2 separate regions of the Homo sapiens genome follow, and region 1 is linked to region 2. The links are chromatin contacts, found by Hi-C in ENCODE. All regions are on one chromosome and are shown on one strand. The core of a region is the stretch at or near the end of the contact, and the rest is flanking DNA. Distances in the headings are between cores, read along the strand shown.

Region 1 (6,383 bases), core at 2,029-4,528, 390 kb after region 2:
ACCCTCTGATGAACCAAGGCACTGCACTGAAGTTTTATATTTACATACTTAATCTCCCTCATGTAACTTATAAGCAACTTCTGATCTTATCACTTCTTTATGTCCTGGTACTTAACACAGTGTACAGTATCTATCACTCACTAGGTACTCAATAATTAGTTTTTGACTGAAACTAAATTTTCTGAATTATCAAAAATTAATTCTAGTCAAGATCAGAACTCCTAGTGAGGCCAAATAAAAGAACGTGTCAGGTCTTTCAAATGCCATATTCTTCAAGTTAATTCTTTCCATTAGAACAAGTTACTTCCTACTTTCTCAACATCTGGGTTCCAGATTTAGGAATCCACTCTATCCAAGATAACTTGTATGACAATGAAGATAAGTCCTGGCCACCAAATGAAAAAGTAGCACGCTGTTGCCATGCCTAGCTCTGTGGACAGTTTTTCAGCCTAAGTCATACTGACTCTTGACTGCTCTAGCAGCCAGAGCACAAGATATTGAAGAAACCGAGTTCCTGATCACGAACCTCACCTAGCTCTTCTGCTTTGACATTAGCTGTCCCTGAAAACAAAATCACAAAACTTCACCCACAGAATCAAAATCTGACTTATGTTTAAAATGACACTGTTTTCTAACATGCCAGGCTATTCATATTTCTTCCAATATATGACCAAGTTCATTTTCAACACTTTCAAAACACTATGCCAGGATGCTTAGCCTTAAGGCTACCAAACTAGTCCCAAAAAGATGTAGTATCTGGAAACAATTTAAAGTAATTTGCTACCTCCAGGCATTTTAAAGATCAAAATGAAGAAAAATGAAGTTTTAAACTGAATGAGAGGGAGAGGGGGAACCTAAAGATTTGAACATCGATTTGATAGTCAAAACACCAACAGAAAAAGAAGAGCAGAAAAACAAGCGAAGAGGCTATGATTTTGATATTATGTGCTAGTTTTTAAAAAACATCTAAAGATAGGCCAGACACGGTGGCTCACGCCTGTAATCCAACACTTTGGAAGGCCGAGGCGTGCGGATCACTTGAGGTCAGGAGTTCGAGACCAGTTTGGCCAATATGGTGAACCTCATCTCTACTAAAAATGCAAAAATTAGCCAGGCATGGTGGCGGGCGCCTGTAATCCCAGCTACTCAGGAGGCTGAGGCAGGAGAATTGCTTGAACCCGGGAGGCAGAGGTTGCAGTGAGCTGAGATTGCACCACTGAACTCCAACCTGGGAGACAACGAGACTGTCTCAAAAAAACAAAAAAACTCAAGATTAAAGTAACACAATTGCTGGGGTAAAAAATAACTTACAGAGCCAAAAACGTAACTGTTACAAAGGAAATCTTAATATTTAAATATTTAAAGTTGGTCCTTGCTAATGACGTTTTAAAAAATCAACTAAGATGAAAGTATACAAAATAAGGAATAAACAGTAATTAATACATATTAACAATACCTTTTTAACAGATAAGAGATTATGGAAACTCTCAAATACAAAATAGTGTAAACTGCACTAAAGAGATATTTACATGTTTTTTTCTGAAATAAACTAGTATGATTAAGGGATTGTGATGGCAATTTAACTCCCTTGAAAAAAAAAGAAGATTTCATTATAGGGTATGAAATATGGGGCTCCTGGAAAATTGACGGAAACCAGGACACTGGGAGAAAGGCCCTGGGAGGGACCCCTGAGCATGGTCCCCCTGAGATTTGACCAGTTCCAAAGATAGGCAAGGATCTAGAATGAGAAGAAAGAAGAAAATGTATTTCCCAAACAGCCTCACTGTCAAAGGACTGGGATTCAGCCACTGTACCTTGCAATCCTGATCTCCCATGGGGGAACGACATACTTTTTCCTCTCTAATCATCACTTGTCTCACCCCCACTCTCAACACACACATCCCTCTTAGCACATTAATCAGTGAGACTCCTAAAGGTACAACTTCTGAGATATAAGAAATAGGATCCAAGAAATCAACCCGACATTTTACAGGCAACTGAGCCTTGAGTTCACACATGCTTCCGGGACTTGTGAGCCAGCTCAGCCCTGCGGAGACACCCCCATCTCTTTGAAAGCAAATGCCTTTAGGAGGCGGGGACAGGCGTTAGAAGAGGTGGTGGCAAGGTCCCTGATTTGGGGACTAAGGCTAGGACACTAACCACCATCTTGCCATAAACACTTCCAGATTGGGAATGGGGGGCGGCGGGGGGGTGGGTAAGAGAAGGGACTGGGAAACTGGCAAATTCTCAGACTGGGACTTCAGGATGTGGAAATCGGGAGCCACTGCTGAGGTGGCCAACTGAAGGTGAAGAAGCCCAAGCGTCTGAAGTGCGGGCAGGGCCTGAGGCGTCTCGAGCTTATCCAGCAAGCAAAGCCCGGGCAGCCTAAGCGCGCGCCACCCACACCCAGGTCAATCGTCCTCCCCACCCCCCGCCCTCATCCCAGCCCTCGCGCAGTGCTCCCCCCTTCCCCGACCGCCCCCCAGGCCTCCGTCATTCCCCCTCCCCGCCCGGCCCCGCCTTCGCCTTACACTGAATGGGCGGGTAGCAACTGGGGTCCTCGCCGCCGGGCTGGCAGCGGCTGGAGAAGGCGCTGCGCGGGGTCACGTAGTTGCTGGGGAAGATGCCCACCCGCTGGTTCAGCTGCCCGGTCCACCAGCCCTCGTCGCCGGACACCTGCGAGTCCTTGGACAGCACCTCCACCACGTCGCCCAGCCGCAGGGTCAGCTCGTCCTCGCCCGCCGCCTCGTACTCGAACACGGCCGTCCAGTAGGGCAGCGGCGCGTCGCAGCCCAGCTCCCCGGGGCCCACCGCCGCCGCCGCCTCCTCCTCCTCCTCCTCCTCCTCCTCGGCCCCGGCCCCTGCTCCATCCTCCCCCGGCGGGGCGGCAGCGGCGGCGCTCGCTAGGCAGCCGAGAAGCGCTCTGGAGGGCTCCATGGAGCGGCCGATCCATAGGGTGCGGGGCCGCCGCCGCCCGCAGGAGCCGCCGCCGCCTATTGTTCATGCGCCTCCGCAGAGCTGGGAGGACCCCCCCCCAACGACGGCGGCCGCAGGTAGGGCCCGGGCTGGCAGGGCTGGGAGAGCCGGCTCGCCGGCGCTGTTACCGCGGTACGAGAAGAGCGCCGAGCGCGAGCTCTTCGCGCAGCCTAGGGGCGCAGCGGGCCGAGTCCCCGCCTGCCCGCTCGCCCCCCCGGGGGCGGCCTCGTCACCTCTGCCGCCGGTACCTGCTCGCGCAGCCGGTGCCCGCCGCTGCCAGCCGGCCGCCGCTCTCCTCTCCGCGCCGTGCCGTGCCCCGCCCCCCGCACCGCCAGCTCGCCGGGACCACCTGACGCGGGCCTGGCTCCGCCCCAGCCCTGCGGACCCCAGGGGGCTCCGCCCCACGCCCGCCCCGCCCCGCGCCCGCTGCCTTCCCATTGGCTGCGGCCGCCCAGTCCCCGGTTCCTCCGCCGTGGTTGGGGCAGCCTAGCTGGCCGTCTCGCAGGTCCCTCTCACCCCCTGCGCCGCCGTCGCACCGTGCCCTCCCCCATTGCGGGCTCTGTCATTCTCAAACCCAGGTCGACCCACTCTTCCCGCCCACTGGCCCGCCGCAGCTCCCTCCATTGGCTCGCGGCACCTGTCCGTTTCCTGGGAGAGTTCAGCACCTCCCGGCAGGAAGAGGCTCCGGCCTCATTGGGTGCGTGAGAAGGGAAGGGTGGATCCTAAAAGGTAATACTGAGCCTTCATTCAAACTAAAAGGCTGGAAGGGAGGCAGCTGCCTTTGTTTGCCATGGATGGGTAGGGGCTGCACTGAGCAGCACCGGTGTTCTTCATCCGGCTGCACCCCCAACAGAGCTCTTTCTTCCCCAGATCCCTTTTACAGTTGGATTCTCCCTCTTGGATCTGGCTCTGCCTTAGTCCGACCTAGAGGGATCAGCTTCGCCCACGCCCACTCTCACCCGGAACCTTTCATCTCTTATTGAAGCCTTTTAGGCCCATTGGGATGTTCATTAGAACTCTGAAAACTACAGTTCTCCCCTTTATGAGGACTGCACCACAGCTCGCCCTCTCCTGGGTTCCGGTAAGAAGAGATTCCAATACCACTCTTTTTTCAGAATTCAGAAAGGCAAGAGACCACCTTACTGAGCTTCAAACTGGGGCTGGGAACGCTGCCATGAATTGGGCTTGGTCTGTCTGAAGGGAGCCACCTTTTCGACAATCCTTAGACTTCTTTTGCCTGTTGGAATTACACCTTGGATCGTGGCGAAGTCTATAGAGGTCAGATTAAGAAGAACCAAAGCAGAATAAACGTAGAACCCGATGCTGAGTTCACGAGTGAGGACGACCTCTTCCTATATGCTTTGCTATACCCTGCGTTTTGAACATTAAGGACGAGATAGGAGGCCCATAATGTTTCTTCTTGCTTTAATCCTGTCGTGGCAACGTTGACTTCCAGTAAGAAAGGTTCTCTGATCTTTTTTTCTCTTTTCTTTTCTTTTCTTTTCTTTTCCTTTCTTTTCTTTTCTTTTCTTCCAGGGTCTCAGTTTGTTGTCCAGGCCAGAGTGCAGTGGCGCAATCTCGGCTCACTGCAGCCTCAACATCCTAGGCTCAAGCCATCCTCCCACCTCACCCTCCCGAGTAGCTGGAAGTACAGGCTCGTCTTGAACTCTGGGCTGAAGTCATCCACCTGCCTCGGCCTCCCAAAGTGCTAGGATTACAGGCCTTAGCCACCTCACCTAGTCCTCTGAAATTTCTAAATAAGCCAGTGCTGAAGGATCTAGCCCAACTTCTACCAAACTTTGTTACCTTTTCCCCTTCAGTGGTAGGAATAGACATGATTTATTTAGCAAGGGTGAGTGCTTTTGTTGAATTTTAGTTTGGGGTTTATTATTACACAAACTAAAGACAGCGGGGCAATTTGGAAAGATAACTAGGCAGCTGCATGACTTCAGGCAGGTGTCCTAACACTGTACTCTTAAAGTGAGGGGAGTGAACTGGAAGATATCCTGTGTCCTCATAGTTTGAACATTCTGTGGTTCGCTCATCAATATGACTACACTGTATAGTCATAGCACACATTTGAGGTCTTGAAGAAGAGAGATGAGGCTTGTTCTAAAAAGCATCCAGAGTAGGTCTTGAAAAAGGATTTCTGTTTAAGTAAAGACCTAAAACAATGCTCAGATTCCTATTATACATAGGATCCATGAACTGGAAAAGATATGGATGAGTCTGAGTAAATTATCTAGGTTTTGTTTTAGACAAAACCATTCCACTGTCAAGCAGCAGAGAGCAAGGGAGTGGGGATGGAGGTATATTGTGTTTTTTTAAAGGCCATAAGAAAATAATTGTCTTGATAAAATTTTAACTTAGGACTGGGTATGGTGGCTCGTGCCTGAAATCTCAGCAGTTTGGGAGGCTGAGGCAGGAGGATCACTTGAGCCCAGGAAGGAGACCAGCCTGAGCAACATGGCGAGACCCCTATCTCTACAAAAAATGTTAAAATTTGCCAGGCATGGTGGTGCAAGCCTGTAGTCCCAGCTGTTTGAGAGGCTGAGGCAGGAAGATTGCTTGAACCTAGGAGGTCAAGGCTGTAGTGAACAGTGTTTGCTATACCACATTCCAATCTGGTGACAAAGCAAGACCCTGTCTCAAAAAAAAGAATTTTTTTTAACTTGAGGGAAAAAAAGTTTTACAAACTGTAGACACACAGCAAAACAGAAACAGGAAAAAAAGTACTAAAAAGAGAAAAATGTCAGTAGTGGGTCTCTAAGTAGTCGGATTATGAGTAATTGGGTAAGTTTATTGTCATTTTGCTTCTCCATAATTTCGTATGTTCTACTATTTAGTTTTGTGGATTCCTTCCCACTCCCTGGGAAGAGGGGAAGAGAGGAGAAAAATCATTGATTCTTCTCAATAGGAAAACTAATTCCCTGTGCAACTTAAACCTTTAATACCATAGCATGTGTTTAGAATCTCATAAAGAATCATTCATCAAACATTTCAACAAGTCATTCAGTTAATATTTGTTGAATGGGTAAGTGCTAGGAATTCAAATGAGGGTAGATCTTTCAGACTAAACTTGTCTGGCAGGGTTGCATGGAAGAAGCAGAACCAGAACTGGTCCTGGAGGGGAATGGGGTGGAGCAGGGAAGAGTGTGTTCAGGAAAGGAGGGTGGGAATAGGCACAGCCACAGACGTAGGAAAGCATGGAGAGGGGACCATTTGGATGGAATAGAAGGATGAGAAAGAACTGAAAAGATAGGTTGAGACCAGACTGTAGAGGGCCCTGTAATCACTTGATTCACACTAGTAATTATGTAATTGATTATTTGTAATTATTTAATGTCTGGTGCATCCACCATAAGGGTAGGAACCAGTCTGTCTGGTTCTCCACAGCTCTCCCAGCA
Region 2 (6,971 bases), core at 2,719-5,218:
TAAAATGGCAGGAAATAAAAACAAAACGAAGTTCCAAATGGTAGGAAACATAAAATAACATAAATAATCATAAAATGAGCCAAAGAATGAACTCTTAGAGATGGAAGAGACCTCTGAAGTCATCTAGCCCAAGTCCCTTCTTACAGTTGAGAAAGCAGACAACAGGAGAGATTCCATGCTATTAGGTTGGTGCAAAAGTAATTGCGGTTCTGCCATTGAAAGTAGTGGTACTTATGGCTGGGCGGGGTGGCTCACGCCTGTAATCCCAAAACTTTGGGAGGCCAAGGCAGGTGGATCACTTGAGGTCAGGAGTTTAAGACCAGCCTGGTCAACGTGGTGAAACCCTGTCTCTACTAAAAATACAAAAATTACCCGGGCATGGTGGCAAATGCCTGTAATCCCAGCTACACAGGAGGCTGAGGCAGGTGAATTGCTTGAACCTGGGAGGCAGAGGTTGCAGTGAGACAAGATCGTGCCACTGCACTCCACCCTGGTGACAGAGTGAGACGCGTCTCAAAAAAAAGAAGAACAAAAGAAAGTAATTGTACTTTTGCACCAACCTAATACATGTCAAGCTTCTTTTGCCTCTTCACTCTGTTGTCATAATTTCCCCAAGATTTCATTACTTCCCTTGCAGTAAGCAGATCAGTCAGGAACAGGTTCGACTGCCTTATAATATGGGCCCAAACACTGGAAATATCCACAATTCTTGTCCCTGACAGAACACAAAGGGGGAATGGTACACATGTTCTCGGATCTGATTAAACATCAGGTTCCTGAGTACACAGCTATACAAACACAAAGAGTGGGCAATGCTGCCTACAAAAGAAATGCATACTTAGAGGATTTTCATATTTCTTCCATAGATAGAAAGATCCTTATGGGACCATCAAAATTATGTGGAAGTTTCTAGTGGTGATTAGTTTCTAGTGGTATTTTGAGACAGTCTCCTCCCTATATATCTTCATGATGATACCATGAAGAAAAGCTGAATTAGACCCTGAGAAGAAGAGTATCACATACTAGGAAACCAGTTCTGGTAAGTGATTAACATGAACTTGAAACCTTTCTTTGTTAACTGAACCAACCAAATTTCAAATGACTGTTTTCACCCAAGTTCATTCCTAAACTTGAGGCTTTACTCTCCCAGTAAGTTCACTGACTTATATAATTAATACATGGAAATGCTTATGAAAATTTAGGAAGCCACTGAGTGAATAAATACATTCATTTGTAATAAATATGTGATACAGAAATCAAACCATTTTTGGGTGAAATATATTAGCTAGATATAATTATTCCCTTTAATTAGTCCTTGAAGCTTGTCCGAATGCCAATGTTTTGGGAAAATACTAACACTAGGAAATTTATGACTACAAATGCCAAAAAAGATGAAGTGATATTATACTGAATTTTAAAAAGATTTCATCTTTAGAACAAGAGATAATATCAGGGTCCTGCTCTGCTTTAGACAGGAGATCTGAAAATACTTTGGATGCCAGAGCAAAAGGACTATGTCAAAGTACATTAAATTCTTAAGCAAAAGGCAAGAATCAAATCTCAAACATCTCAAGAGGTAGTAAAATAACCGAAGATATTTAGGATAAAGAAGAAAGAGGCAAAACAGGAGCAGAACAACTAGAGCCTTTAAATAAATACTTGCACAGCAATCAGAAAAGGAACTAGCATTGTTTTAATTGGTCCTAAGAGAACAAGTTATCAATGGATGAAAAGTACAAAAAAACAGATTTTGATTGAAAAGTAACTTTCTATGTTAGCCTCAAAAGTCAATAAATATTAACAGTGAGTGAAGGATACATTTATATAAAATAGCAAAAAAATGAATCCAAGAAACTTGGGCATACCAAATGAGCCTTTGACAAAAGTTTAGGCGCACATATGGAGCATGACACTAATCCATTAAGATTAGTGATAGGCCAGGCATGATGGCTCATGACTGTAATCCCAGCACTTTGGAAGGCCAAGGCAGGAGGACTGCCTGAGTTCAGGAGTTCAAGACCAGCCTGGGCAACAAAGTGAGACCTCGTCTCTAAAAAAAAAAAAATATTAATAATGGTATTAGTGATGAGTTATATTCCGATAAGTAAAACCAACTTCCAATTTTTAATAATAGAAAGGAAGGCAGGGCACAGTGGCTCACACCCGTAATCCCAGCACTTTGGGAGGCAGAGGTGGGTGGATCATTTAAACTCAGGAGTTTAAATGAGACCAGCCTGGGCAACGTAGTGAAACATCGTCTCTACCAAAAATACAAAAAAATTAGCCGGGCGTGGCAGTGCACACCCATGGTATCGGTTACTCAGGAGGCTGAGGTGGGAGGATTGCTTGAGCCTAAGAGGGAGAGGCTGCAGTGGGCTGAGATCGTGCCACTGCACTCTAGCCTGGGCAACAGAGTGAGACCCTGTCTCAAAAAAAAAAAAAAGAAAAGAAAAAGAAAGAAAGAAAAGAAAAGAAGACACAAAGTATGGATAATTCTGAAAGTTATATTTTATAAAGAATAATCTATCCATGATTAAGCTACTGCAGAACTGCAGATGAGAAAAGGTGATGGACTGTCCTAGGTAGTGGCAAGGGAAACAGGAGTGAAAGAATTTCAGGAACATTTCAGAGATGGAGCTCAGAGTACTTGATGATTTATTAGAGACTCTTGGAATACAGTATTAGTAGGATTTACTGTGTCAGTTTAGCTATTTATCCATTAACAGTAACAATAGTAGGAAACACATACTGTTTACCATAGGTCAAGCAATGTTGTAAACATTTTACATGGATTAACTCATTTCATTCTCACAACACTATGAAGTATATTTATAACCATCCCCATTTTAGAGATGATAAACTAAGGCTTACATCAGTTAAGTTAGCCAATAAGTATCAAGAATCAGTAAGAGGTTAGATACAAGATTTAGACCCAGATACTGTAATTCCAAAGCTAAAGAGCTCTTAATTGATCAACTAAATAGTTGTAAAGGAAAGTAAACAAAGTCGAAAGCAGGCAGAATGTAGTAATGTCAAGAGCCCGGTTTAATGAAGAGCCACAGTGGGGGAAGAGGATAGCAGTTTGGCTGCTCAAAATCACATGAGGTGTTCATAAAAAATAAATAAATAAATAAAATAAATCTGTATTAAATCCAAATCCCTGCAGATGGGAGATAAGATTTAACTTTTTATTTTCTTTTTTTTTTTTTTTTTTAAAGCCCTGGGTAATTTTGTGGCGGAACCAAGTTTGGGAACCTGTGTAATAAAAGATTTCTAAGGGCTCTTCCTGCTTTAACATTCTAGTTGACATTGTAAATGAAGTTCCCAGAAATCAAAGGAGCGAGGGAGGGATCCTAGCTGCAGGAAAACGGCTATGCATTCAGAGTCCACACCGTTTATGCTCCCATTTTACTAAACGGTCCCTCATAGGGGGAGGGATAGAACAGGCAACGGAAAGAAGGATGTGGTATCCACGATAAGCAGGCTAAAAAAGCAGGCTTTTAAAAAGGCTTTTCTAGCACGATTTGCACAAAGAACCCCTTCTTGACTATATATATTTGTGTTCATCCAACTGGATTTTGAGGTGGATTCCTCAGACCCGTATCTGGCTAATGATGGATTTCAATATATTTTCTCTAAGCACCCCGAAGCGTTGCACGAAACCTCTAGGTTGTGGCCTGCCCGCCCCGAGGCCAGGTGAATCCGGCTCAGCAGCAGAGGTGTCTGCAATTACACCCTCTAATCCCCTACTGTCAGATATGACCCTTTCCGCACATACCTGAGGGCCCTCTGGTAAGATTGATCTCTTCCTCAGTGACCAAATAATCCACTCTTCCGTTCATGTTTTACAGCTCGTCTGGCTTCCTACTTGGGTCAGCTGGAGTGCAGCACAGGTGAAGGTGAATCAATCTCGGCGCTGCGCCCACAGCACAGCGGTTTCGGTTTCAGCAGCCTCGAGACCCGGAAAAGGAAGCCCGAAGGACTCGGAGCACTGGGAATGCTGGGAATCGTGGTTCCTACCGCCAATGGATTGCAGTTTCTCACCGGTTCCCAAAGCCAAGCATGAGGTGAGCAAGGGGCAAGTTACCATTCTAATTTGCCATTGGAAGCAAGTGGGAAGGGGGTGGCTAGTAAAAGTAAGGGACCTAAATAAATTGATATTGTCGAGAAAAAAAATTTTAAAAAAATCTCCTGCCATCCTAGAAAATCTCCACAAATGTAGAAAAGAAAAAAAAGGTGTATTATTCTGTAAGCATCGAACCAGACCGGAATGGGTGTTACAGGCAATCCACTAATGAGATTGCAAAGAGAGACAAAAATCTCACATTTTATGTAGCCAAAGCACACGCATCTTCTCATGTAAGACGAGTTAACATGGTTTGGTATTCAATTTTTGGTAGTTCACCGTTGGAGTGGCCGCCTGTGTTGGTTAATTGCCTTTATCCAAAGGAAAAATAAAACGTTATCTCTGTGACAAACAGGTACTTACGGCTTGGAGCAAGGCGCTTCGGGTAACTCCCGCGAGCCTGGAACATAGGGGCACTGTCTACCTTGATACTTAAATTTCAAGGAGTTGGCTCCCGGGACCTGACGAAAACAATTCCTGGGTTTTATCTGACAAGAGGCTTATTTAGCTTTTAAAAAGATACACACACACACACACACTACACACGGATTATAATTACAATTTGCTCAAGAAAATGTTTTAAGAAAGGGGGGTGGGGGAATGTCTCATTCTTTTGGCAACTGGGAAAATTCAATCTTTTTAATGTTTTAACTCTTACAATAAGGTTAACGCATGGCTTAGGTATAACTTTAGGCCAGTCTTCCTGACTTTTGGAATGAGACATTCCAAACTGAACTTGAATGAAACTTCAGGGGTCAAAAACACAAAAGCCTAAAGAGCCAGGAAGGTGACAACCTTGTGAAGCAACCTGGAGTTAGACCACAGGGATTGGTGGGGATCTTAGAGGACTAGAAAGTGCAAGGCCAATGTAAAGACATTTAAATTTAGAGTAAAAAACCAAAGCAGCAGCTACTATGTTTACCAAACAGAAGGAGATAGGGGCAGATTCGGCAGGAAGACCTCTTATTTGCTCACTCTGAGAGAAGTTAAGATGGAATAGTGGAGGCTGAGCACAGTGGCTCACGCCTGTAATCCCAGCACTTTGGGAGGCCGAGGCGGGTGGATCACCTGAGGTCAGAAGTTCAAGACCAGCCTGGTCAACATGGTGAAACCCTGTCTCCACTAAATATACAAAAAATTAGCTCGGTGTGGTTGCAGGTACCTATAATCCCAGCTACTCGGGGGGCTGAGGCAGAAGAATCGCTTGAACCCGGGAGGCGGAGGTTGCAGTGAGCCGAGATTGCACCATTGCACTCCAGCCTGGGCAACAAGAGCGAAACTTTGTCTCAAAAAAAAAAGATGGGATAGTGGAAATAACACAGATTATGACTTACAACTTGGGCTCAAGTTTCCATTCCATTCCCTTAAACTTGTCTGTCTTTGAGCAAGGAATCCAACATCTCTGAACTCTGTTTCCCCATCTTAAAATGGGATTGATAGTAGCTCTTCATATGTTGGTTGGATGAGTGAATAAAATGATCATTATAAAAGGCAGAGAATGATAAATTAAAAAAATGTGTAATATAAATAAATGACATTGGGGGCTGGGCGGGGTGGCTCACACCTGTAATCCCAGCACTTTGGGAGGCCAAGGTGGGCAGATCACTTGAGGTCAGGAGTTCCAGAGCAGCCTGGCCAACATGGTGAAACCCCATCTCTACTAAAAATACAAAAAAATTAGCTGGGCGTGGTGGCGCAGGCCTGTAGTCCCAGCTACATGGGAGGCTGAGGCAGGAGAATCACTTGAACCCAGGAGGCGGAGGTTGCAGTGAGTGGAGATCGTGCCACTGCACTCTACGCTGGGTGACGGAGCAAGACTCCATCTCAAAAAATAAATAGATAAAATAAAATAAATGACATTGGAATGTCAAGAGAGAAAAGATCAAATAGAAATGGGGGGAAAATCAAGAAATCATCAATGAGGAGATTTGTAAGGAAAAAAACACAAGGTTTCTTTTAGACCACTGTGGGGACGGTGGTGGGGGAATCACCTCTCAGTACCTGGGAAAATTGTCCTTTTCATCTGAACACACAGCTTCAAAAGAAATACATAGGGCAGTGAAAGAAAAAAGTATCCTAAACAAGTTGAGGAAATGCTGGTAATAAGTAGAGTGAGAGATGGGATATGTAAATTGCCTTTATTCCCTAATAGAAGTATAGGAATAATGGTGTCAGAGGCTTTTGAACTGGAGCGACTCCATCTTGAATAGGGGCTGGGTAAAATAAGGCTGAGACCTACTGGGCTGCATCCCCAGGAAGTTAGGCATTCTAAGTCACAGGATGAGATAGGTCAGCACAAGGTACAGGTCACAAAGACCTTGCTGATAAAAGAATGTGGTAAAAAAGCCAGCCAAAACCCACTAAAATCAACGTGGTGATTAAAGTGACCTCTGGTCATCCTCACTGCTCATGATATGCTAATTATAATGCATTAGCATGCTAAAAGACACTCCTGCCAGCGCCATGACAGTTTACAAATGCCATGGCAACATCAGGAAGTTACCCTATATGGTCTGAAAAGGGAAGGAACCCTCAGTTCCAGGAATAGCCCACCAATTTCCCCTAAAACTCATGAATAATCCACCCCTTGTTTAGCATATAATCAAGAAAAAACCATAAAAATAGCCAACCAGCAGCCCTCGGGGCTGCTCTGCCTATGGAGCAGCCATTCTTTATTCCTTTACTTTCTTCATAAACTTGCTTTCACTTTACTCTATGGACTTGCCCCAAATTCTTTCTTGCACAAGGTTGAAGAACCCTCTGTTGGGGTCTGGATCAGGACCCCTTTCCAGTAACAATGGAAGAACAAGGAAGCTAGCTGGGCGTGGTGATATGCCTGTAGTCC

What was found. A loop is a pair of places that touch in the nucleus more often than their neighbours do. Pooled maps may share reads with other maps.
Region 1: a map of mammary epithelial cell shows a loop between it and region 2 (9-fold over the local background). The contact joins the promoter of MAP3K9 here to the promoter of SYNJ2BP-COX16 in region 2. A Hi-C loop is called at or near these places in 4 of 168 maps with a recorded cell type or tissue (OCI-LY7, PC-9, chondrocyte and 1 more), 3 of 37 single-sample maps with no recorded cell type and 16 of 50 pooled maps.

The regions. Positions count from the first base shown.
Region 1 is chr14:70,806,235-70,812,617 of GRCh38, forward strand. MAP3K9 (mitogen-activated protein kinase kinase kinase 9) reads right to left here and starts at 3,279. Exons shown (of 12, transcript NM_001284230.2): 1 at 2,532-3,279. The coding sequence starts at 2,937. MAP3K9-DT (MAP3K9 divergent transcript) reads left to right here and starts at 2,550. Exons shown (of 2, transcript NR_184164.1): 1 at 2,550-3,053. RefSeq lists an enhancer at 1,841-1,900 and a silencer at 2,841-3,480.
Region 2 is chr14:70,413,122-70,420,092 of GRCh38, forward strand. It overlaps SYNJ2BP-COX16 (SYNJ2BP-COX16 readthrough), which reads right to left and starts at 3,969. Exons shown (of 5, transcript NM_001202549.2): 1 at 3,779-3,969. The coding sequence starts at 3,842. SYNJ2BP (synaptojanin 2 binding protein) reads right to left here and starts at 3,969. Exons shown (of 4, transcript NM_018373.3): 1 at 3,779-3,969. The coding sequence starts at 3,842. LOC124903339 (a long non-coding RNA gene) reads left to right here and starts at 3,964. Exons shown (of 2, transcript XR_007064237.1): 1 at 3,964-4,067. RefSeq lists enhancers at 3,745-3,824, 3,756-4,955, 3,935-4,044.